Regions from separate parts of the Homo sapiens genome. Here all the other regions are linked to region 2. A link is a loop called in an ENCODE intact Hi-C map of the cell type or tissue named here. Cell type or tissue: dorsolateral prefrontal cortex. All regions are shown on one strand.

What was found. A loop is a pair of places that touch in the nucleus more often than their neighbours do. Peaks named below come from ENCODE experiments on the same cell type or tissue, not always from the same donor. Only the 100,000 strongest peaks of a DNase experiment are listed, where the experiment ranks them.
Region 1: a loop joins it to region 2, with 4 times the contacts of the local background. A loop is called at or near these places in 15 of 110 quality-filtered maps.
Region 3: a loop joins it to region 2, with 5 times the contacts of the local background. A loop is called at or near these places in 20 of 110 quality-filtered maps.

What each region holds. Positions count from the first base shown.
Region 1 is chr19:39,184,286-39,192,285 of GRCh38, reverse strand. No RefSeq gene overlaps it. Among named protein-coding and RNA genes, the nearest start is that of NCCRP1, 8.7 kb to the left of the region's middle. In dorsolateral prefrontal cortex, CTCF peaks have their summits at 4,660 and 4,861 (motif pointing right); a DNase peak (open chromatin) is centred at 4,865.
Region 2 is chr19:38,957,698-38,965,697 of GRCh38, reverse strand. The region is part of intron 1 of FBXO17 (F-box protein 17); the gene reads left to right. Among named protein-coding and RNA genes, the nearest start is that of FBXO17, 14 kb to the left of the region's middle. In dorsolateral prefrontal cortex, a CTCF peak has its summit at 3,415 (motif pointing left); a DNase peak (open chromatin) is centred at 3,347; H3K4me3 peaks cover 1,049 bases; H3K27ac peaks cover 1,490 bases.
Region 3 is chr19:39,105,727-39,113,726 of GRCh38, reverse strand. ACP7 (acid phosphatase 7, tartrate resistant (putative)) reads right to left here. Exons shown (of 13, transcript NM_001004318.3): 12 at 6,643-6,780; 13 at 2,234-3,674. The coding sequence ends at 3,609. Among named protein-coding and RNA genes, the nearest start is that of PAK4, 16 kb to the left of the region's middle. RefSeq lists an enhancer at 3,224-3,293. In dorsolateral prefrontal cortex, a CTCF peak has its summit at 3,173 (motif pointing left); DNase peaks (open chromatin) are centred at 1,181, 3,156 and 7,332; H3K27ac peaks cover 4,649 bases.

The sequences.
Region 1 (8,000 bases), 230 kb before region 2:
CTCACTGTAACTTCCCGACTCCCAGGTTCAAGCGATTCTCCTGCCTCAGCCTCCTGAGTAGCTGAGATTACAGGCATGCACCACCACACCCAGCTAATTTTTTTGTATTTTTAGTAGAGATGAGGTTTCACCATATTGGCCAGGCTGGTCTTGAACTCCTGATCTTGTGATCCACCCGCCCCGGCCTCCCAAAGTGTTGGGATTACAGGCATGAGCTCCTGCACCTGGCCGACAATTTCTTATAAAACAAAAAATATGCACAACCTACGACACAGTGACCCTGCTCTGAAGTAGTTAGCCAAGGGAAATGAAAACATTGTCCACACAGAGACCTGGTCACGGTACTTTTTCATAACAGCTGCAAACTGAGGGGAACCCGAGTGCCCAGCAACGAGTGGGTGCATAAACTAACTGGAATGGCCACAATGGAGCACACTTCAGCAAGGAGAGGAATCACCTTTTTTTTTTTTTTTTTTTTTTTTTTTGAGACAGGGTCTGGCTCTGTCTCCCAGGCTGAAGTCCAGGGGCACGATCTCGGCTTAATGCAACCTCCATCTCCTGGGCTCAAACGATCCTCCTGCTTCAGCCTCCCAAGTAGCTGGGACCACAAACACACACCACCAAGCCCAACTAATTTTTGTATTTTTTTGTAGAGACAGGGAGTCTCCTCATGTTGCCCAGGCTGGTCTCGAACTCCTGAGCTCAAGCAATCCTCCCGCCTCGGCCTCCCAAAGTGTTAGATTACAGGTGTGAGCCACCACGCCCAGCCCAGGAATGATCTATGGGTACATACAAAACACAGATGACTCTCAAACACATTGTGATGAATGAAAGAAGCCAGGCAATACAGTGATACATTTTTAAAATTTATTTATTTTACAAATTTTGTATTTTTTGTAGTGATGGGAGTCTCACTGTGTTGCCCAGGCTGGTCTCACATTCCCGGGCTCAAGAGATAGTCCTGCCTCGACTTACCAAAGTGCTGGGATTATAGGTGTGAGCCACTAGGCCTGGCCAGTGATAGATTTTAGAGCATAAAGAAAAAAGAAAGCCGGGCGCGGCGGATCACGCCTGTAATCCCAACGCTTTGGGACACCGAGACGGGCGAATCACCTGAGCTCAGGAGTTCAAGACCAGTCTGGCCAACATGATGAAGCCCTGTCTCTACTAATAATACAAAAATTAGCCAAGCGTTGATGCACGCCTGTAATCCCAGCCACTCGGGAGGCACGAGAGTCGCTTGAACTCGGGAGGCAGAGGTTGCAGTGAGCCAAAATTGCACCACTGCTCAGTGTCGCCTTGGCGACAGAGTGAAACTCCGACTCAAAGTAAATAAATAAACAAAAGAACAATAAAGAAAAAGGAAAGAAAGAAGCCAGACATAAAAGAGTACCGACTATGTGATTCCAGTTATCTAAAGTTCTGGAAAAAGCAAAACTAATCTAGAATCAGATACAGCAGGTCTGTAATTTCACGAGGCTGGTGGGGCTTAACTACAAAAAGGCACAAGAGTAAATGCTGTGGGCTGATGAGAAAGTTCCATTTTAATTGCAGTTGTCATTATATGGGTGTATACATTTGTCAAAATTCAGCAAACTGTAGATTTAAAATGGGCGTAGTTTATTGTATGTAAATTATACCTCAATAAGAAACAAAACAAAAACAGTATGCCAATTCTCTCTATGTTGCTAATAAGAAAGTATCTACGAGGCAGTTATTAAGTAGAAGAGCAAGATATGGAACAGTGGGCCTTGTGCTTCAAAATGGATGCCGAAGAAGAAAAAGAAGAAGAAAATATACATACATATATATATATATATATATATATGTATATAAAATGAAGATTTGTCAGATCTCTTCCAGAAAGTGACTCTGCGGGCGAGATCTGGTGGCGTCCGAGACAGGCAAGGTGGGGACAATGACTTTGTACTCTATGTCCTTTGAAACTTTTGGATTTGGTATCACTTATGCGTATTACTTCTTTTAAGTATTACACTTTTTTTTTTTTTTTCCTGAGATGGAGTCTCGCCCTGTCACCCAGACTGGAGTGCAGTGGCACGATCTTGGCTCACTGCAACCTCCACCTCCCGGGTTGGAGCGATTCTCCTGCCTCAGCCTCCCGAGTAGCTGGGATTACAGGCACCTGCCACCACACCCAGCTAATTTTTGTATTTTTACTAGAGATGGGGTTTCACCATGTTGGCCAGGTTGTTCTCAAACTCCTGACCTCAAGTGATCTGCTCACCTCAGCCTCCCAAAGTGCTGGGATTACAGGCATGAGCCACTGTGCCCAGCCTATTACACTTTTAAGTGTAATTTTTGAGACAGTCTCACTCTGTTGCCCAGACTGGAGTGCAGTGGTGCAATCTCGGCTCACTGCAACCTCTGCCTCTTAAGTTCAAGCCATTCTCCTGCCTCAGCCTCCCCAGTAACTGGGATTACAGGCATGTGACACCACGCCCAAATAATTTTTTTTTGTATTTTTACTAGAGACGAGGTTTCACCATGTTGCCCAGGCTGGTCTCCAACTCCTGATCTCAGGTGATCCACCCACTGTGGCCTCCCAAAGTGCTGGGATTACAGGTATGAGCCACTACATCCAGCCTAAGTGTAATTTTTTTTTTGAGACAGGGTTTCTCTCTGTCACCAGGCTGTAGTGCAGTGGCACCACCATAGCTCACTGTAACCTCAACCTCCTGGGCTCAAGTGATTCTCCCACCTCAGCCTCCCAAGTAGCTGGGACCACAGGCACACACCACCATGCCCAGTTAATTTTTAAATGTTTTGTAGAGATGGGGGTCTCCCCATGTTACCCAGGCTGATAAAAAATATAATTTTTATAAAGCAAACAAGGTCCGGAGCCTCTCATTGCTTTCTACCACCTGTTCTTTCAACAGATGTTTATGAGATGCCTTCAATGGCCAAGCCCTGTGCACTGGGGTGTAATGTGGTGAAAGAACAGACACCATTCCTGTCCCCACGGGGCTTGCAGCCTTGTGGGGGAAGGGATGTCAATTAACTAGTTACAATTCAACAAGTAACTAGTTAATTGACAAACAGCACTAAGTGCCTTGAAGGTGAAGAATGCGCTGTCAGGGCAGAGAAGAGCAGGTGGAAGCCTTGCCTAGTTGGGGTGGTCAGGGAGGGCTTCTCGGAGGAGGTGATATTTGAGCAGAAACCTGAAGAAGGGGAAGGAATTAGCTGCACAAAGGCCTAGGAGAGGAGCATTCTGGGAGAGGAAACAGTCAGTGCAAAGGCCTTGAGGTGCGACGGGGTTTGGTGGGTTGGGGAAGAGCACGGAGGCCAGTGTGGGGTGAAGAGAATGAAGGGGAGATGAGGTCAGACAGAATGGGGCAGCTCTTTGAGGGGGTTCTTGGGAAATCAAGTACTCCATGCATATATGTGAAGTACGAGGTATCCGCAGGGGTGATGCCAGGGGCAACTGGATGTACCGGCTGGAGTCTGAGAGAGGGGTCGGGGCTGAGATGAAAATCTGGGAAGCATCACCTTGTCGACAACCAGGGAACTAGATGAAATAATAAAAGCCGGCCAATGGCCGGGCATGGTGGCTCACACCTGTAATCCGGGCACTTTGGGAGGCTGAGGCAGGCGGATCACTTGAGGTCAGGAGTTCAAGACCAGCCTGGCCAACATGGCGAAACCCCGTTTCTACCAAAAATACAACAACTAGCGAGGCATGGTGGTGCATGCCTGTAATCCCAGCTACTCAGGAGGCTGAGGCAGGAGAATCGCTTGAGCCTGGGAGGCAGAGGTTGCAGTGAGCTGAGATAGTGCCACTGCACTCCAGCCTGGGTGACAGAGCAAGACTCCGTCTCAACAAAACAAAACAAAACAAAAAAACTGGCCTGGTGCAGTGCCTGTAATTATAGCACTTTGGGAGGCTGAGGTAGGAGGATGGCTTGAGCTCAGGAGTTTGAGACAAGCCTGGGCAACATAGCGAGACCCCTGTCTCTACCAAAAACAAACAAACAACAACAAAAAAAAACAGGCATGGTGGGAAGTGCCTCTGGTTCCACCTACTTCGGAGGCTGAGGTGGGAGGATCACTTGAGCCTGGGAAGTCGAGGCTGCAGTGAGCCAAGATCGTGCCGCTGCACTCCAGCCTGGGTGACAGAGACTGTCTCAACAAAACAAAACAAGTCACCTTGTCATACGGCACACACCCTTCTTGCTTTTTTCTGCCTAACAAGATGGTTTGGTGATTGTTCTCTACTGGTACAAAGAAAGAGAGCTGGGCCATCCCCAGGCCAGATAAATTCCCCTTCCCTGCTATTCTCTATCACACCCCATTCGTCCTTTCTTGCATTCAGCATGCTTTGTAAATACCTCTGTGCGTGTGGCTGTCACTGGATCACAGTCTCTCACCCTGCCCGAATGTCATCCTCACCAGGGCAGGGCCTTGGGCAGGTCTGTTTATTGTCTGTCCCCAGCCCAGGGCTGACCTGACGTTGCTCTGCTTGCTGGGCAGGGAGGGCAGGAAGGCCCGGCTGGGCGGCAGGAGGAAGAGGCTCTGACCCAGCCGAGGCACCGCTTCCAACTTGCCCAAGCCTAGCTCCCACTGCACCTGCTGCAAAACCTGTCACCCCCAGGAGTCAGCACGTCCTGGGGCCCAAGCCTGCTGGTAGAGGGGGAAGGGCAGGGGTCCTGGAGGGTGGGCACCTGGGGCTGGGGGAGCAGATCCTGGGCTCTCTATCAGGGCTGTGGAGGGTGGGAAAGTGCAGCCAGGTCGGGAGGGGGCAGGGGTAGTAGAAAGGTGGGCTGGGGTGGGTGCTGTCTGCCCCAGATACAAACCACAGAGGTTTGTGAGGTTGGAGGGGCAGTGAGCCCACTTCACCCTGCAGGGGGCGACAGAGAGGCAGGACTGAGGTTGGATAGAAGGAGGGAAGAGTGTGGACAGGGAGAGGCAGAGACAGCAACAAGATACACAAAGAGCCAGAAAACAGGAAGAGAGGGCCCCTGTAATCCCAACACTTTGGGAGGCCAAGACGGGAGGATCGCTTGAGCTCAAGAGTTCCAGAACAGCCTGGGCAACATGGTGAAACCCCATCTCTACAAAAAAGAAAAAAATTGGCCGGGCACGGTGGCTCACGCCTGTAATCCCAGGACTTCGGGAGGCCGAGGCGGGTGGATCACGAGGTCAGGAGATCGAGACCATCCTGGCTAACACGGTGAAACCCAGTCTCTCCTAAAAATACAAAAAAATTAGCTGGGCGTGGTGGCGGGCACCTGTAGCCCCAGCTACTTGGGAGGCTGAGGCAGGAGAATGGCGTGAACCCGGGAGGCAGAGCTTGCAGTGAGCCGAGATCACGCCACTGCACTCCAGCCTGGGCGACAGAGCGAGACTCCATCTCAAAAAAATAAATAAATAAAAAATAAAATAAAATAAAATAAAAAAATTAGCCAGGCGTGGTGGCACATACCTGTAATCCTAGCTACTTGAGAGGCTGAGGTGGGAGAATCACTTGAGCCCAGGAGGCGGAGGTTGCAGTGAGCTGAGATTGTGCCACTACACTCCAGGCTGGGCGACAGAGCGAGTGAGACCTTGTCTCAAAATAAAATAAAAAACAAAATAAAATAAAAAACACCAAACGACTCCAAGCCCCCTAAATGTCCAGTGACAGTGGCTGTTCCTATCATTCATGGTTCCTCTGTTCAATGGAATATTACACAGCCGCTAACAGGATCAAAATTGCTTTTTATGTACCAGCAGGGAACAACCACCAAGATACATTGTTAAGTAGGAAAAAGTAAGGGGCAGAGGGATGTGCCCGTTATGCCAACATTCAACATTTTTTTTATTTTTATTTTTTGAGACAGACTCTCTGTCGCCCAGGCTGGAGTGCAATGGCACAATCTCGGCTCACTGCAACTTCTGCCTCCCGGGTTCAAGTGATTCTCCGGCCTCAGCCTCCCAAGTAGCTGGGATTACAGGCGCAAGCCACCATGCCCGGCTAATTTTTGTACTTTTAGTAGAGACGGGGTTTTACCATGTTGGTCAGGCTGGTCTCGAACTCCTGACTCCAGGTGATCCACCCGCCTCAGCCTCCCAAAGTGCTGGGATTATAGGCATGAGCCACCGTGCCTGGCCCATTATGCTATCTGTATGAAGGAAAATACATGTCTGTATATGCATGTAAGTATTTCCTGGTACATGCAGACATATCTGGAAGGAAGCACAAGAAACTTGTATCAGTGGCTGCCTCTGGGGAGCAGAACTGAGAGGCTGGGCATGGGGAAGGAGGTAAGGTGGGAGGGAGGCTGATTTTCCCATTTATTCCCTTTGGGATCTTTTACATTTTGTACCATGGGCTTGGGCCACCTGTTCAAATAATGAAAAAGACTAAGCAGGAGAATGAAAGAGAGAGACAAAGGAAGGCAGAGACAAAGACGTAGGAGGAGGCTGGGCGCGGTGGCTCATGCCTGTAATTCCACCACTTTGGAGGCTGAGGCGCGCAGATAACTTGAGGTCAGGAGTTCGAAACCAGCCTGGCCAACATGGTGAAACCTCGTCTGTACTAAAAATACAAAAATTAGCCGGGCGTGGTGGCCTGTGCCTGTAATCCCAGCTACTCAGGTGGCTGAGGCAGGAGAATTGCTTGAACCCAGGAGGCAGAGGTTGCAGTGAGCCAAGGTCTCGACACTGCACTTCAGCCTGGGCGACAGAGCGAGACTCCATCTCAAAAAAAAAGAAAAGAAAAAAGATGCAGGGAGAGGAGGGAACAGAGAGTTCACCTTCGTATAATCCAGCAGTCCCCAAGCGTGGCTCTGAGCTGCCCCCGTGTCCCCCAAGGGCAGTCCAGGACCCTGCTTGCTGCCCCATCTCATCCCCCAGCCAACACCTCTCCACCCCAAGTCTCCATGGATCACCCTAGGACGACAGCCTCCCTTTTGGAGTCTGCGGCTTGGGGCCTGCCCTCCTTCCGTGACCAGCCACCTGGGAAGACACAGGCACTTCTCTGTTGGTAACTGTGGTCCCACAAGTGGGGTAGTGAAGGGAGCCCTGACCCACTTCTCAGTGCTGCATGGTGAGGATATGCAGGAACTCCCAGGCCCGATGCCAGGATTCGAATCCTGCCTCTATCACTTTCTGGCTCTGTGACCTCAGGTTGACATCTTTGTTCCTGTCTCTCATCTGTGAAACAGGCCAAGGAAGGTACAGTAGTTCCGCAGAAGGCGGCTACGAGGGTCATGTTTCCTGGGCTGCGATCACAAATTCCCAGCGTGGTGGCTTGAAACAGCAGCCATGTATTCTCTCAGTTCTGGTTTGTTGTTGTTGTTGTTGTTTTGAGGACGAGTCTCGCTCTGTTGCCCAGGCTGGAGTGCAGTGGTGCGATCTCGGCTCACTGCAATCTCTGCCTCCCAGGTTCAAGCAATTCTCCTGCCTCTGCCTCCTGAGTAGCTGGGATTACAGGTGCCCACCACCACACCCGGCTAATTTTTGTGTTTTTAGTAGAGACAGGTTTTCGCCATGTTGGCCAGGCTGGTTTCGAACTCCTGGCCTCAAGTGATTCACCTGCCTTGGCCTCCCAAAGTGTTGGGATTACAGGCGTGAGCCTCCATGCCTGGCTGTATTCTCTCAGTTCTGGAAGCCGAAGTCTGAAGTGCAGGTGTGGACAGGGCTCTCCTCCCTCTGAAGCCTTCAGGACAGATTGCTTCCTGGCCCCTTCTGGCTTCTCCTGGAAGGCCCCTGGCTTTTCCTGACTCATGGCTGCTTCTCTGTGTGCCCCAAATCTCCTCTGCATTTCTCTAAAGGACACTTTTCAGTAGATAAGAGCCCACCCGGATACACCAGGGTGACCTCATTTCCAGATCCTTAACTCAGGACACATCTGCAAAGACCCTTTTCCCAAATAAGGCCACACTCACAGATTTTCCGTGGACCTATCTTTTTTTGTGAGTGGGGGGGAATCTATTTTTTTTTTTGGTGGGGGGAACCTTTTCCTTGGGGGGTGGTAACCACTACAGGAGTTAAATGGCGCA
Region 2 (8,000 bases):
TCGTCTCTACTAAAAATACAAAAATTAGCCTGGCTTGGTGGTTCGTGCCTGTAATCCCAGCTACTCAGGAGGCTGAGGCTGGAGAACCGCTTGAACCCAGGAGGTGGAGATTGCAGTGAGCTGAGATCATTCTGTTGCACTCCAGCCTGGGCAACAAGAGCAAAACTCCATCTCAAAAATAAATAAAAATAAAAATACTAAAATTAGCCAGATGTGGTGGTGGGCGCCTGTAGTCCCAGTTACTCAGGAGGCTGAGGCACGAGAATCACTTGAACCCAGGAGGCGGAGGTTGCAGTGAGCTGAGATTGTGTCATGCACTCCAGCCTGGGCGACAGAGAGAGACTCCATCTCAAAAAAAAAAAAGAAAAGAAAAAGAATGTTGAGATGGCCACAGTGGAGCATTGAAAAGAGGGTGGGCCACATGTGAACGCACAGGTTGCATGCCCATGAAGCCAGTCCTGAGTGTACCAGTTAGGGTTTTTTCTTTTCCTCCATGTTCTTTTGGTCCTGTGAATTGTCTGTTTCCTCTGGGGTCAGTTCACTTTCCTTCTGCTTGTTTACTTAAATGTTTCTCTTTCAGGCTGCTAGTTTTCTTAAACATCTGATGGTCCTTGCTATCCCGCCACTTTTTCAAACAAGAGGCTGGGTGACTGTGGTTTTTTGTTTGCTTGTTTTTAAGTCACTGGTATGACATTTGGGGCTGTTATAAATACAGTCCTTTCCCACTGGCCTCTTGGTCAAGTTGGATGGATGACTGTGAACTCTGTGTTCTGTGGACAGCACTTGTTCATGTTAGCAGGGACAAAAACAGTCTTTGTGCTGGGAGCTCACTCCCGGATGCCAGATGGGGAGGGCTTTACTCAGTAACACCAGCAGCATCCACACTTCCCAGGGGCTGCATGCAATTTTTTTTTCTTTTCTTTTTTTCTTTGAAATGGGGTCTCACTCTGTCACCCAGGCTGGAGCACAGTGGTGTGATCATAGTTCACTGCAGCCTCCACCTCCTGAGCTCAAGCACTCCTCCCACCTCAGCCTCCCGAGTAGCTGGGACTACAGGCGCTTGCAACCATGTCTGGTTAATTTTATATTTTGTAGAGATGGAGGTCTTGCTATGTTGCCCAGGCTGGTCTGGAACTCCTGGCCTCAAGCAATCCCCCTGCCTCATTCTCCCAAAATGTTGGGATTACAGGCATAAGCCACCATGCCTGGCTAAAATAGTTAAAAATTAATAAGGGATGGGAGGCTGAGGCAGGAGAATCGCTTGAACCTGGGAGGCAGAGGTTGCAGTGAGCCGAGATCACGCCACTGCACTCCAGCCTGGGTGACAGGGTGAGACTCCGTCTCAAACAAACAAACAAAAATTAATAAGGGAGAATCGGGTAGAGGAAAGTATCCTGAAGGTATGAAAAGGAAACCATTCTGTGTAAACTTTTTATAAGATTGACAATACCAATACCAGGTGCTGGCAACTGCAATGCATATAGAATTTTTGGGAATGCAGATGGCACAATCATGCTGGAAAACTGCTGGGCATTTTCTTGTAACGTTAAATATACACCTGCCATGTGACTCAAAAATTCTACTCCTAAGTATCTACTCAAGAGCAATGAAAATGGCTGGACACGATGGCTCACTCTTACAATCCCAGCACTTTGGGAAGCCGAGGCAGGCAGATCACTTGAGGTCAGGTGTTTGAGACCAGCCTGGCCAACATGGTGAAACCCTGTCTCTACTAAAAATACAAAAATTAACTAGGTGTGGTGGCGCACACCTGTAATCCCAGCTACTTGGGAGGCTGAGGCAGGAGAACTGCTTGAACCCGGGAGGTGGATGTTGCAGTGAGCCGAGATTGCACCACTGCACTCCAGCCTTGGTGATAGAACAAGACTCTGTCTCCAAAAAAAAAAAGCAAAGAAAACATATGTCCACACAAACACTTGTACATGAATATTCATAGCAGCCTTATTCATAATACCCCTAAGCTGGAAACAACCCAAATGTCCATCATACTGAGTGGATAAACAGGTTGTAGATTATGTGTTCAGTGGACTATTACCCAGCAATAAAAAGGAATAGACTACTGATTGATACACAACAAGTGGATGGGCCAAGCGCGGTGGCTCATGCCTGTAATCCCAGCAATTTGGGAGGCCAAGCTGGGAAGATCGCTGAGCCCAGGAGTTCAAGGCTAGCCTGGGCAACATAGCAAGACCCTGTCTCAAAAAAAATTTAAAAATTAGCCAGGCATGGTGGGGTGCACCTGTGGTCCCAGCTACTTGGGAGGCTGAGATGGGAGGATTGCTTGAGCCTGGGAGGTCATGGCAGCAGTGAGCTATGATGGCGCCACTGCCCTCCAGCCTGGGCAACAGAGTGAGACCCTGCCTCAAAAAAAAAAAAAAAGTATGAGTGAATCACACGGACATTATGCTGAAGGAGAGGACAAATAACCCTAAGCCATGCCTACAACTCAAGGAATATTACAGGCATGAGCCACTGTGCCTGGCCCAGATGACTTCTTCACAAGGAGACACATACTGTGTGTATCAGTCAGGATCCAACCAGGAGACAAACCACACAGTAATTTAAACAGCGATTGTTTAATATACAGAATTGTTAACTATGATAGGGGATTTGAGTAAGAGGAACTGGTTACTAAGAAATAAAGAGAATGCTAACGAATGTAGAAATAGACTGGGCACAATGGCTCACACCTGTAATCCCAGCACTTTGGGAGGCAAGGCAGGTGGATCACGAGGTCAAGAGATCGAGACCATCCTGGCCAACATGGTGAAACCCCGTCCCTACTACAAAAAGTAGCTGGGCGTGGTGGCGTGTGCCTGTAGTCCCAGCTACTCAAGGAGGCTGAGGCAGGAGAATAGTTTGAACCCAGGAGGCAGAGGTTGCGGTGAGCCGAGATCTTGCCACTGCACTCCAGCCTGGGTGACAGAGAGAGACTCCATCTCAAAAAAAAAAGGAAAGAAAAAGAAAAAAGAAAGAAAGAAATAGCAGATACAAGGAGCAGCCACTCCTCCTAAGTCTAAGATAGCCCGAGAAAGATGAGAGCCCCAGGCTGAGACCCCGACCTTGCTGGAGTAGTCTTGGCCATGGCTCACCGAAGGACAAAGGCATCCCTATGGTGCGGCACCAGTAGAATGCGGCAGAAGTCCATTCAGTAAGATGGTGGGGAGAGCAGCTGACAGGGAAGTGTCTCAGCTGAGGTGGGTGCTGCTGACTGCCATATTTCAGGAGCCATGTGCCAGAGAAACTTCCTGACACTAAAGAAACCGCACGCATGTAGGAGTCAGAGGCTGGAGAAGCATGCTCGCTGCAGGAGTAGCTGCCCTGCAGGAGCCAAGTCTGGAAACTGGAAGCCAAACCCTTTCCTCCTACAACGTCTCTCCAGCGCCCTCTACTGAAAAAAACTTAGCATCATGTCAGTCAGCAAAGGAAGAAGATTTAAAGGGCCAAACTCCAATTATTATTTATTTTTTTTTATTTTTTTTTTTTGAGACGAAGTTTCGCTCTTCTTGTCCAGGCAGGAGGCAGGCGTAAGCCACCGTTCCCGGAGCTTTTTTTTTTTTTTTTTTTTTTAACAGCGTCCCTGGGTGGGCTAGAACCAAACTCCAGTTTCGCAGCTTAGAACAATGAGGTCGTAGGTTGATAGCCGACACTCTATATGATTCCATTTACGTGAAATTATAGAAAAGAAAAATTGAATTTATAGTAACAGAAAGAAGCCGGGCACGGTGGCTCACGCCTGTAATCCCAGCACTTTGGGAGGCCGACGCAGGCGGATCACTTGAGCTCAGGAGTTCAAGACCAGCCTGGCCAACATGGTGAAACCCTGTCTCTACTAAAAATACAGAAATTAGCCGGGTGTGGTGGTGCGCACCTGTAATCCCAGCTACTCCGGAGGCTGAAGTAGAAAAAATCTCTTGAACCCGGAAGGCGGAGGTTGCAGTGAGCCGAAATCGCGCCCCTGCACTCCAGCCTGGAGGACAGAGCAATACTACGTCTCAAAAACAAAACAAAACAAAACAGAATAGTAGTTGACTTTGGGTGGGAGTAGGGAGGTTGGCTGGGAAGGGATAAACCTTTTGGGGCAATAGAAATGTTCCATATCGGCTGGGAGCGGTGGCTCACACCTGTAATCGCAGCACTTTGGGAGGCCGAGTTGGGTGGATCACCTGAGGTCAGGAGTTTGAGACCAGCCTAGCTAACATGTGAAATCCCATCACTACTGAAAATATAAAAATTAGCTGGGTGTGGTGGCGCACGCTTGTAATCTCAGCTACTTGGGAAGCTGAGGCGGAAGGATTGCTTGAACTTGGGAGGAAGAGATTGCAGTGAGCTGAGATCATGCTACTGCACTCCAGCCTGGGTGACAGAGTAAGACGCCATCTCAAAAAAAAAAAGATTTAAAATCAATTGAAATAAAATTGCTACATTTTAAACAGATACAATTAATAAAACTTAACTAATAAAGTAAAAATAATACTTTATAAAATGAACACAGTTAATTGAGGCTGCTGCTGTGTTAGTAAAACCCGTTCAATACAATGAACCTTGAAGATGAAAGTATATTATCTGGGCCATGCGCAGTGGCTCACGCCTGTAATCCCAACACTTTAGGAGGCCAAGGCGGGAGGATCACTTGAGGTCAGGAGTTCGAGACCAGACTGGCCAACACAGTGAAACCCCGTCTCTACTAAAAATACAAAAAATCAGCCTGGCGTGGTGGTGCGCACCTGTGATCCCAGTTACTCAGAAGGCTGAGGCAGGAGAATTGCTTGAACTTGGGAGGCGGAGGTTGCAGTGAGCGGAGATCATGCCGTTGCACTCCAGCCTGGGCGACAGAGCAAGACTCCATATCAAAAAAAAAAAAAAAGTGGCCGGGTGCAGGGGCTCATGCCTGTAGTCCCAGCACTTTGGGAGGCCGAGGCAGGTGGTTCACCTGAGGTCAGGAGTTCAAGACCAGCCTGGCCAACATGTGAAACCCTGTCTTCACTAAAAATACAAAAATTAGCCGGTGTGGGTGGCACGCACCTGTAATCCCAGCTACTCGAGAGGCTGAGGCAGGAGAATCCCTTGAATCTGGGAGGCGGAGGTTACAGTGAGCCGAGATCGTGCCACTGCACTCTAGCCTGGGGGACAGAGCGAGACTCTGTCTCAAAAAAAAGATATTATTTGGTTTGTTTCCGAAAGTAGCTGGACAGACCAGGTGAAAATAGAGAGAAATGTCTAAGGAGCGCCAGCTGTTCGGGTCTCCTCACTTCAGCTGCTAGACTAGGATGGAAGAAGCCTCAGATGACCCAGCCCCATCCACCATCTGACGGCAAAGGCACAAGTTCCCTAAGTGAGGACCGCATAGCTGATCCCAGTCCCCAGAGCCATAAAAAAAAAAAAGGAATAATGGCTTATTATAAATATACTCTGGCAAAATTATACTCTGGACAGACCAAAAACAAACTGGTATCATGATTCACAGAGGTATTTTTTGTGCAGAATTTTCCAGTCAGTATAAAAAGGTCTCTGGCCTCAAAAAAACTATACAATTTGAGAATCTGCTGAGGAGATACTTATAAGCTAACTCTTAATCATTTTCACAGATTCTTCTATTTTAAAATAGTAACATCTTTTGTTTGATGGCTTTGAGGAAAGTTTTTGGACATCTTTTTGTTCCTTTCCATGGACTGCCATATCTGTTTTTCTTGTTTTCATCATTTTTAGCAAACGTTGAGGGTTTTGGGTATGTGTTCTGTTTTGGTAGTGGTGGTGGTGTTTTTTATTTGTTTGTTTTTGGAGACAGAGTCTCACTCTGTCACCCAGGCTGGAATGCAGTAGTGCAATCATAGCTCACTGTACCCTTGAACTCCTGGCCACAAGCAATCCTCTCACCTCAGCCTCCCGAGTATGTGGTACTACAAGTGTACACCACCAGGTCCAGCTAATTTTTTAATGTTTACTTTTTTAGAGATGGGGTTTCACTGTGTTGCCCAGGCTGGTCTCGAACCCCCGGGTTCAAGCGATCCTCCCACCTCAGCCTCCCAAAGTGCTGGGATGACATGCATAAGCCATGGTACCCAGCTCATTTTTAGCAAACCTTTTATAGAAAGTGCACAAATTGCACAGCCTAATGAATCCCAGCACTTTGGGAGGCCAAGGTGGGCTGATCACAAGGTCAAGAGTTCGAGACCAGCCTGGCCAACATGGTGAAATCCCGTCTCTACTAAAAAAAAAAAAATACAAAAATTAGCTAGGCATGGTGGCGTGTGCCTGTAATCCCAGCTACTCTGGAGGCTGAGGCAGGACAATTGCTTGAATCCAGGAGGTGGAGATTGCAGTGGGCCGAGATTGGGCCATTGCACTCCAGCCTGGGCAACAGAGGAAGACTCTGTCTCAAAAAAAAAAAAAGAAAGAAAGAAAGAAAGAAAGACAGGCAGAGGCTGCATACTCTTTTATGATCCAGCCTCAGAAATCCCTTAGCAGGCCGGGCACAGTGGCTCCTACCTATAATCCCAGCACTTTGGGAGGCCAAGGCGACAGGATCACTTGAGCCCAGGAAGAGACCAGCCTGGGCAACATAGGGAGACCCCTCACTTCTAGAAAAAAAAAATATAAAACAAACGAAGCTGGGCATGGTGGCATGTGTCTGCAGTCCCATCTACTCAGGAGGCTGAGTTGGGAGGATCGCTTGAGCCCAGGAGTTCGAGGCTTCAGTGAGCCATAATCACGCCACTACACTCCAACCAGGCGACAGAGTGAGACTTTGTCTCTTAAAAAGAGAGAGAAAGAGAGAGAGAATGAAATCCCTTAGCAATGTCCCTTCTGCAGTGCTCTGAAAGTTGAGGCAGTTGCAAAAGCCTGCACGTGCCCAGGGGAGGAATGTGGACCCCACAGCTTCACGAGCAGTGGTGAACTGAAAAAGCGTGTCAGATAGGAAATGTTCTCATAGCCACTTTTGAAAAATACAGTCTGCTGTAGTAGCATCCTGGGTCCCTTTGGGTAGCTGAGTACCAATAGCATTCCCCGGTCACTCTGACAGCCAGTAACCTTCCTCCAAACACACACTCTCCCAAAAACCCTGGAAGCAGGCAATACTAGGCCCTACTTGTCCTATTGTGACCCAGCTAGTAGTTGGCATTCAATCTTGCAGTGGGTACTTTTCAACCTTTCCCAAAATTGGCCAGAAGCCCCTCTCAGGCTTATTCTCCAAAATAAGCCTGTCTTTGACTGTTGAGCCACTTTTCGTGTTTCTTTCCTCTTTCCTTTTTTTTTTTTTTTTTTTTTTGAGACAGTTTCACTCTTGTTGCCCAGGCTAGAGTGCAGTGGCACAATCTCAGCTTACCACAATCTCCACCTCCTGGGTTCAAGGGATTCTCCCACTAGTCTCCCAAGTAGCTGGGACTACAGGAGCATGCCACCACACCTGGCTAATTTTGTATTTTTAGTAGAGACGGGTTTCACCATGTTGGCTAGGCTGCTCTCAAACCCCTAACCTCAGGTGATCCACCCACCTTGGTCTCCCAAAGTGCTGAGATTACAGGCATGAGCCACTGTGACTGGCCACAAACTTTTTTTTTTTTTTTTTTGAGGCAGGATCTCACTCTATTGCCTGGGCTGGAATACAGTGGCCCCTTCACGATTCACCACAGCCTCAACCTCCCTGGCTCAGGTGATCCTTCTCCCCTCAGCTCCCAAGTAGCTGGGACTACAGGTGCATGACACTATGCCTGACTAATTTTTTTGTATTTCTTTTGTAGAGAGAGGGTTTCGTCATGTTGCCTAGGCTGGTCTTGGACTCCTGGGCTCAAGCAATCCTCCCGCCTCCACCTCCCAAAGTGCTGGAATTACAGGCGTAAGCCACCACACTGGGGCCCCATACAAGCATTTAATATGGTTTGTGTGGATAGCTGAGGGCTCATTCAGTACATTTCTTGAACATCTCTGCTCCTTGGTGAAGTCTGGCTGCCCTTGTTGGGCGAGGGGCCTACCCCTAG
Region 3 (8,000 bases), 150 kb before region 2:
TCTTTCTGTGCCTGGCTTATTTCACCGAACCTGATGACCTCCGGTTAGGTGGAGCTGTTTTAAACAAGAGGGTCAGGGAGGGTGGCACTGAGCAAAGGCCTGAGGGGGGGATAAAGGGAGTCATACAGATCCCTGGGGGAACAGTGTCCCCGGCAGAGGGAACTGCCAGTGCAAAAGTGGGTGGGGAGTCCAATGCAGAGGCCAGTGTGGCTGCAGCAGAGTGGGCGAGGGGGGTGATTGGAGGGGGTGAGGACACAGGGGTGACAGGGGCAGATCGTCTGGGGCCTCGTGGACCTGAGACGGAGCCACAGGAGGGCTCTGAGCAGGGGCGGATGTGATCTGATGCAGGTGTTCACAGGTGCCTTTGGTTGTGTGTGGGGAACAGACTCCCGGGAAAAGGAGGGAGCAGGAAGTCCAAGGAGTCTGTAGGAAATGAGTGTAGACAGGACCAGGGTGGGGGCTTTGGGGGTGCCAAAAGCGTAGAGAGTCTAGATCGAGCTGGGCGCAGTGGCTCACACCTGTAATTCTAGCACTTTGAGAGACCAAGGCAGGTGGATCACCTGAAGTCATGAGTTTGAGACCAGCCTGGCCAACACTGTGAAACCCCATGTTTACTAAAAATACAAAAATTAGCCAGGTGTGGTGGCAGGCTCCTGTAATCCCAGCTACTTGGGAGGCTGAGGCAGGAGAATTGCTTGAACCCAGGAGGCAGAGTTTGCAGTGAGCCGAGATCACACCACTGCACTCCAGCCTGGGCGAGAAGAGTGAAACTCCATGTCAAAAAAAAAAAGAGTCTAGATCGATTTCGAAGGCAAGGCAAACAGGATTTTCCAGATACTTGGATGTGGAGCATGAGAAAAAGAGGAATCAATATCGATCCCAAGGCTTTCAATCTCATTTAACCCCAAGGCAGCCTCACAGAGTATTATCATTCTTGGGTTATAGATGAAGAAACAGAGATTCAGAGAGGGTTGCCGACTTGCCCATGGTCACACAGGAATTGGTGGGGCTGGGATTTGAACCAGTTTCTGTTTGACTCCAGTGTCTGACCTCTGCCCTCTGTGGAGGTTGCCACCTCCCGGCATGTCCACAGCCTCACCCAGCCCGGGACAGGGCATGCCAGACCCACACAGGGCACCAGTTCAGTCGGCGGCCACAGCACTCCATGACCGTCCAGCTTGTGACCTCACCGTCTTGGCCCGGCCCGCCACGGGATTCTCTTACTGCTCATCACCTGTGTTGAGTAACCGTGTTTCCCTGCCTGCCTGCGAGCTCCCAGAGGGCATGACTGTAGCTGATTCATCGCTGTCCCTGGCATTGCCCGGCTGGAGCCTGGCATGTGGTGGCCTTCATTAAGGCAATCAATATTTATTAAGTATCTATCTTGTGCTGGGCAATGCTGGGACGCAGCTCTGGGCCCCATCCCTCTGAGGTTGAAGTCCAGTGGGGGAGTCAGAGAGACCCATCCCCAAACGGTGATGGCCTAGAATGCGCAGGACTGGAACTAGCGGGGAGCCCAGAGTCCCCAATCCAGCCCAAGAAGGGGCCTGGGAGGATTTGGCAGAGGCGTTGAACTCATGGTCACCACCCTCACAGACTTAGCTTTACGGGTGTAAACAGCCAATGAACAAGTTAACCAATCAAGGAAAGAATTGCAGATCGAAGTAAAACGGGGGTGGGGCAGGCAGCAACACAGGCTACTTTAGCTGGGGTCAGCAGGGAAGGCCTCTGAGGAGGGGACACCGAGTCTGAGACCTGAGGTTGAGAAGGCGCCAGCCTGGGATGAGCTGGGGAGAGGGCACACAGGGGGCAGACAGCCAGCGCCCAGGCCCCGCAGTGAGAAAGAGCTGGCTGTGTTCCAGGAACGGCAAGGAGTCCTGCGTGCCTTGGGCCAAGTGAGGGGCGGGTGGGAGGGAATGAAATCTGTGGAGGCAGAAACCGCGCCCCATGACGGGGGAATAGATAGATCTCAGGTCATCTGGCAGGGCTGGGAGCCCGCAGGCCCTGGGGCAGCTGTCAGCCCTGGGGCCTTTGCCTGTGACTCGTGGAGTCCGATCACTTCCTTCACCTGCTCAGAGCCTCCCCTGGCTCCACCCAAAGTCCTCACCGTGGCCTGTAAGGCTCCATACAAGCCATCCCCACCACTGCCCTGTCCTCAAGCTTGGTCTCCCTCTCACTCTCCCTGCTCCAGCCACAGTGGCCTCCTCGTGGACACTCCAACAGGGCAGGCACGTTTCTTTGTTTATTTTTCTCTTTTTAAAACTTTTTTATTTATATATATTTTTTGAGACAGGGTCTTGCTCTGTTGCCCAGGCTGGGGTGCAGTGGCGCAATCATGGCTCACTGCAGCCTCAACCTCCTGGGCTCAAGCCATCCTCCCGCCTCAGCCTCCTGAGCAGCTGGGACTACAGGCACACACCACCATGCCCAGCTAAATTTCATATTTTTGGTAGAGAAAGGGTTTCGCTGTGTTGCCCAGGCTGGTCTCAAACTCCTGGGCTCAAGTGATCTGCCCGCCTCGGCCTCCCAAAGTGCTGGGACTACAGATGTGAGTTACTGTACCCAGCCGGCCAGGCACATTTCTGTCTCAGGGCCTTTGCACTGGCTGTTCCTCTGCCTGGAATGCTCTTCCCCCAGATGTCTGCCCACTTGGCTCCTTCCCCACCTCCTTCAGATCAAATGTTGCCCTCTCAGTGAGATCCCCCTGAAAATTGAAACTGCTCTCTCACCGTCCCTGCGTTTTCTACTCACAAATCGCTATTTAACCAACTCATTTATCGTGATTTTTGTCCAACTCTCTGGTTAGGATGTCAGCTCTGTGAGGGCCGAGATCTCTGTCTCATTCACAGCTGTCTCTCCAGCACTGAGAACAGAGCCTGGCACATGGTAGATGCTCAATAAATTATGATTCAATAAATAAAAGAAGGGAAAGAAAGGAAGGAAAGAGGGAAGGAACTGGCAAGTCTGTGGCTCTTGCGGTTTGTCATCTGTCCTAGCTAGGAGGCAAGAGTGTTAACACGTCTCCTCTTCCCGAATAAGATGGTGCCAGGCTGGGAAACTGAGGCATGAAGGGACTCTTCATAGCAGTCCTGGAGCAGTGAAGAAGGAGCCAGGCTTCAGACCAACTCTCAGTGCCGGGCTCAGAAGAAAAAGCCCCTGACGCCACCTGCTGGTGAGTAGTGTCATGACGGTTGTGCCCACCTGGCGATGCCCTTGCCAGGTGGGCAGGAGAGGAGGAAGCCCAGCGGCATCCCCCGCAGATGTGCAGAATCCATGGAGCCAGAGCTTAAGCCTCTTCATTCCTGAAGCCCCGTGGGCACCTCGCCCGATCAGAGCTATGCAGGAGGGTGGGGCCCTGCCAGCAGAAACCTGCCGTGTGTCACTCTGTGCCCGCACACCTGCCCTCCCTCCACAGCCAGCCAGGACTCCCACCTCTCCAGGAGGGAACAGCTGCCCCAGCTCCATAGGGCTGCATGTACCCTACATGGGGCCTCTGGAGGGCAGGGGAGTCAGGGCCCACCCAACTCCCCACCCAGGCCTGGGCAGTTTCTGGTCACAGCAGCCAAGGCGGCAAAACCTAGGCTTCTGGAGGAGAGCTGCCGCCATCCCTAGAGGTACATCCTCCGGCCAAACAGGGGTCTCACCACCCAGACATCATCTACGATCTTCCCATCCTGTGAGGGACAAAAACAGGGACAGTAGTTAGAGCTGAAAGCCTGAACTCTGGGGCCACATGGCCTGGGTTCCAGTCCCCTCTCTGCCCTCTGATGGGCTGTACAACCCTGAGCAAGTGGCTAGGCCTCTCTGGGCCTCAGTTTTCCTCATCTGAAAAGTGATAGGAAGAGTAACAGTACCCACATCATAGATGTTGTGGGAGTTAAATGAGATAGTATTTGTAAACAGAGCCCAGCATATGGAAAGGGCTATGTAAGTGTAGGCTATTATTAGAGCACAAACTCTGGAGTCAGACAGACCTTGCTTTATATTCCAGCACATCCACTCTTTCTCTCTCTCTCCTTTTTTTTTTTTTTTTTTTTTTTTAGACAGAGTCTTGCTCTGTCACCCAGGCTGGAGTGCAGTGGCAACCTCCGCTTCCCAGGTTCAAGCCATTCTCCTGCCCCAGCCTCCCAAGTAGCTGGGATTACAGGCATGCACCACCATGCCTGGCTAATTTTTGTATTTTTACTAGAGACAAGGTTTCACCATGTTGGCCAGGCTGGTCTCGAACTCCTGACCTCAAGTGATCCGCCTGCCTCAGCCTCCCAAAGGCATGAGCTGCTGCACCTGGCCAGCGCATCCACCCTCTAGGTGGCCTTAAGCATGTTGCTGGACTCTCTGAGCAAAACTTCCATGTTCTATGCAATGCACAAAGTAATAGATGCCCAGAGTCATCATGAGAACAGAGTGAGATCATGCACACAAAAGTCTGCGCCCGGTGCATGTGCCACTCGATAAATGGTAGCTATCAGATCCCAGCTTGGCCGTCCTCCAACTGTGTGACCCTGGGAAAATTACTTCCCCTCTCTGAGCCTCAGTTCCCTCACCTATAAAATGGAGAGGAAATCCACTCCTGTGGGATTGTTTTGGTGTATAAAGTGCTACTGGGGCCGCATGCGGTGGCTCATGCCTGTAATCCCAGCACTTTGGGAGGCCCAGGTGGGTGGATCACCTGAGGTCAGGAGTTCAAGACCAGCCTGGCTAACATGGTGAAACCCCATCTCTACTAAAAATACAAAAAATTAGCCGGGTGTGGTGGCATGTGCCTGTAATCCCAGCTACTCGGGAGGCTGAGGCAGGAGAATTGCTTGAACCTGGGAGGTGGAGGTTGCAGTGAGCTTAGATTGCACCACTGCACTCTAGCCTGGGCGACAGGGTGAAACTCTGTCTCAAAAACAAATAAATAAATAAAGTGCTACTAAATGCAGAGCATCTAGGCAGTGCCTGGTATGCAGTAGGTGCTCAATAAATCATAAATATTGTCATTATTTTAAAACTACAATGGCAAAAATAAAGAAAGGTGAGCCATTATTATTTGGATCCACCTAACCTTAAGCCACCTGTACCACATACTCATCTTATTGTTTTCCCCTACCTGTGTCCCACCCCCCATCTTTATCTTCCCCTGCCTCACAATGGTAAATACCTACAGAATTTACCAAGTTCCGCACTCTTCTAAGCATTTTATATATAATAAGTCCTTCAACCCCCATGTAGTCCTGTGAGGTGGAAACTATGATTATCCCCTCTCACAGATGGGAAAACTGAGGCAAAGAAGTTAGATAAGTGGGCCCAGCACAGTGGCTCACACCTGTAATCCCAGCACTTTGGGAGGTTGAGGCAGGCAGATCACCTGATGTCAGGAGTTCGAGACCATTCTGGCCAACACAGTGAAACCCTGTCTCTACTAAAAATACAAAAAATTAGCCGGGTGTGGTGGTGGGCGCCTGTGATCCCAGCTACTCGGGAGGCTGAGGTAGGAGAATTGCCTGAACCTGGGAGGTGGCGGTTGCAGTAAACCAAGACTGCACCACTGCATTCCAGCCTGGGTGACAGAGCGAGACTCCATCTCAAAAAAAAAAAAAAAAAATTAGATGAGTGACTCAAGGTCACTCAGCTGGTAAGCAGCAGGAGCAGGTTTCTAGTTCTACAGTCCACATTTGTTCGTTTTTTTGTTTTGAGTTAGGGTCTCACTCTGTTGCCAAGGCTGGAGTACAGAGGCGAGATCATAGCTCACTGCAAACTCTAACTCCTGCACTCAAGTGATCCTCCTGCCTCAGCCTCCCAAGTAGCTGGGACTACAGACATCTGCCACCACACTTGACTAATTTTCCTTTTTTTTCCAAGACAGAGTCTCACTCTGTCTCCCAGGCTGGAGGGCAGTGGTGCCATCTTGGGTCACTGCAAACTTCACCTCCCAGATTTAAGTGATTCTCCTGCCTCAACCTCCCTTGTAGCTGGGATTACAGGCACCCGCCACCATGGCCAGCTCATTTTTGTATTTTTAGTAGAGACGGGGTTTCACCATGTTGGCCAGGCTGGTCTCTAACTCCTGACTTCAAGTGATCTGCCCACCTCAGCCTCCCAAAGTGCTGGGATTTCAGGTATGAACCACCGCACCTGGCCTAATTTTTTTTTTTTTTTTTTTTTTGAGACAGAGTCTTGCTCAGTCGCCCAGGCTGGAGTGGTGCGATCTCGGCTCACTGCAAGCTCTGCCTCCCGGGTTCACGCCATTCTCCTGCCTCAGCCTCCCGAGTAGCTGGGACTATAGGCACCTGCCACCACGCCTGGCTAATTTTTTTTGTATTTTTAGTAGAGAAGGGGTTTCACCATGTTAGCCAGGATGGTCTCGATCTCCTGACCTTGTGATCCGCCTGCCTCGGCTTCCCAAAGTGCTGGAATTACAGGCATGAGCCACCGTGCCTGGCCATTTTTTGTATTTTTTGTAGAGACTAGGTCTCACCATGGTACCCAGGCTGGTCTTGAACTCCTGGACTCAAGCGATCCTCATACCTTAGCCCCACCAAATTGCAGGTGTTGCAGGCATGAGCCACTGCGCCCGGCCGAGCCCACGTTTTTAACAGCTCATTTGCTTGGAGGGGCCTGGCTGTACAGTCAGGTGACTTCGGCCTGCCCCTCACTGACCTGGTCGTCCGACACCTGCTGGATGTGGATGTGGGTCCCGTTGAGGATGTGCAGCCGCGTATACCCGTACTCCTTCACACGCACGGCACTCCAGGGCCTCGGGAAGACAGCAAAGGGCGTCAGCCGCTCCTCACAGCCCTGGGGCGGGGAGAACTGATCAGACCCAGAGCAGGTGGAGGACCCGCGGGGAAGCAGAAATGACCTGCTAGCCCAGGACCCTGCTGCCCTCAAGGAAGACAGTGAAGACTTGACCACCATAGAGGCCGGGCGCAGTGGCTCATGCCTGTAATTCCAGCACTTTGGGAGGCCAAGAAGGGCGGATCACTTGAGGTCAGGAGTCAGAGACCAGCCTGGCCAACATGGTGAAACCCTGTCTCTACTAAAAATACAAAAATTAGCCTGGTGTGGTGGTGGGCACCTGTACTCCCACCTACTTGGGAAGCTGAGGCAGGATAATTGCTTGAACCCAGGAGGTGGAGGTTGCAGTGAGCCGAGATTGTGCCACTGCATTCCAGCCTGGGAGACGGAGTGACACTGTCTCAAACAAAAACAAAAACAAAAAGACTTGGCCACAATAATACTCACAATTGAACAATTTGTCCCAGGCAGGCTTCCCTTGCTCCGGGTCTCTGACTTCTAGAAAAGTACACGGCTGTGTAAGGCTGCCCACTACAGCATTACAGTGAAAGCCCTGAACTGGAAGCCATCCCAACGCCCATCAGGGAGTCAGTTAAATACATTATAGCACAGCCATCGCAAAGCAGGGAAGCGGGGTGATACAGAAAGATGGCCAAGATGTGTGTGAAGGAGAAAAAGCAATTTGAAGAACAGAGAAATCACTGGATCTGAAGCCTGGCTGCACAGTAGACCCTCCAAGAAAGCTTTTTAAAACAACAGCGCCTGGGGAAACAGAATGCTCGTGCTTGCAGCAGAAAAGCCAGGCATGAGGAGCAGAGAGGATGCCAGGGTGAGGAAAATCACCATTTTGCACCCAGCATTATAGTACTGGATTGAAGCAAGGATCATGAATGGATGATAAAACTAGCAGGGAAAGTTTGAGGCATAACAGGATGTTTGCATAGTCTCAAAGTATCTCTCCAGGAGATGCTTGTTAATTACAAAGGAAAAAAGAGAGTCACTTTATGGTGGAGATGGCTGGCTGATACCTCCCTAACCAAGTGATCAAAGTAAGCATCATCAGTAATGAGACCCATCCGTACCACACTTTCAGCTGAGAAATCAGAGGCTCAAAGAGGTTAAAAAGACATCGTGCAGCCGAGCACAGTGGCTCACGCCTGTAATTCCAGCACTCTGGGAGGCCGAGGCGGGCAGATTGCTTGAGCCCAGGAGTTCAAGAC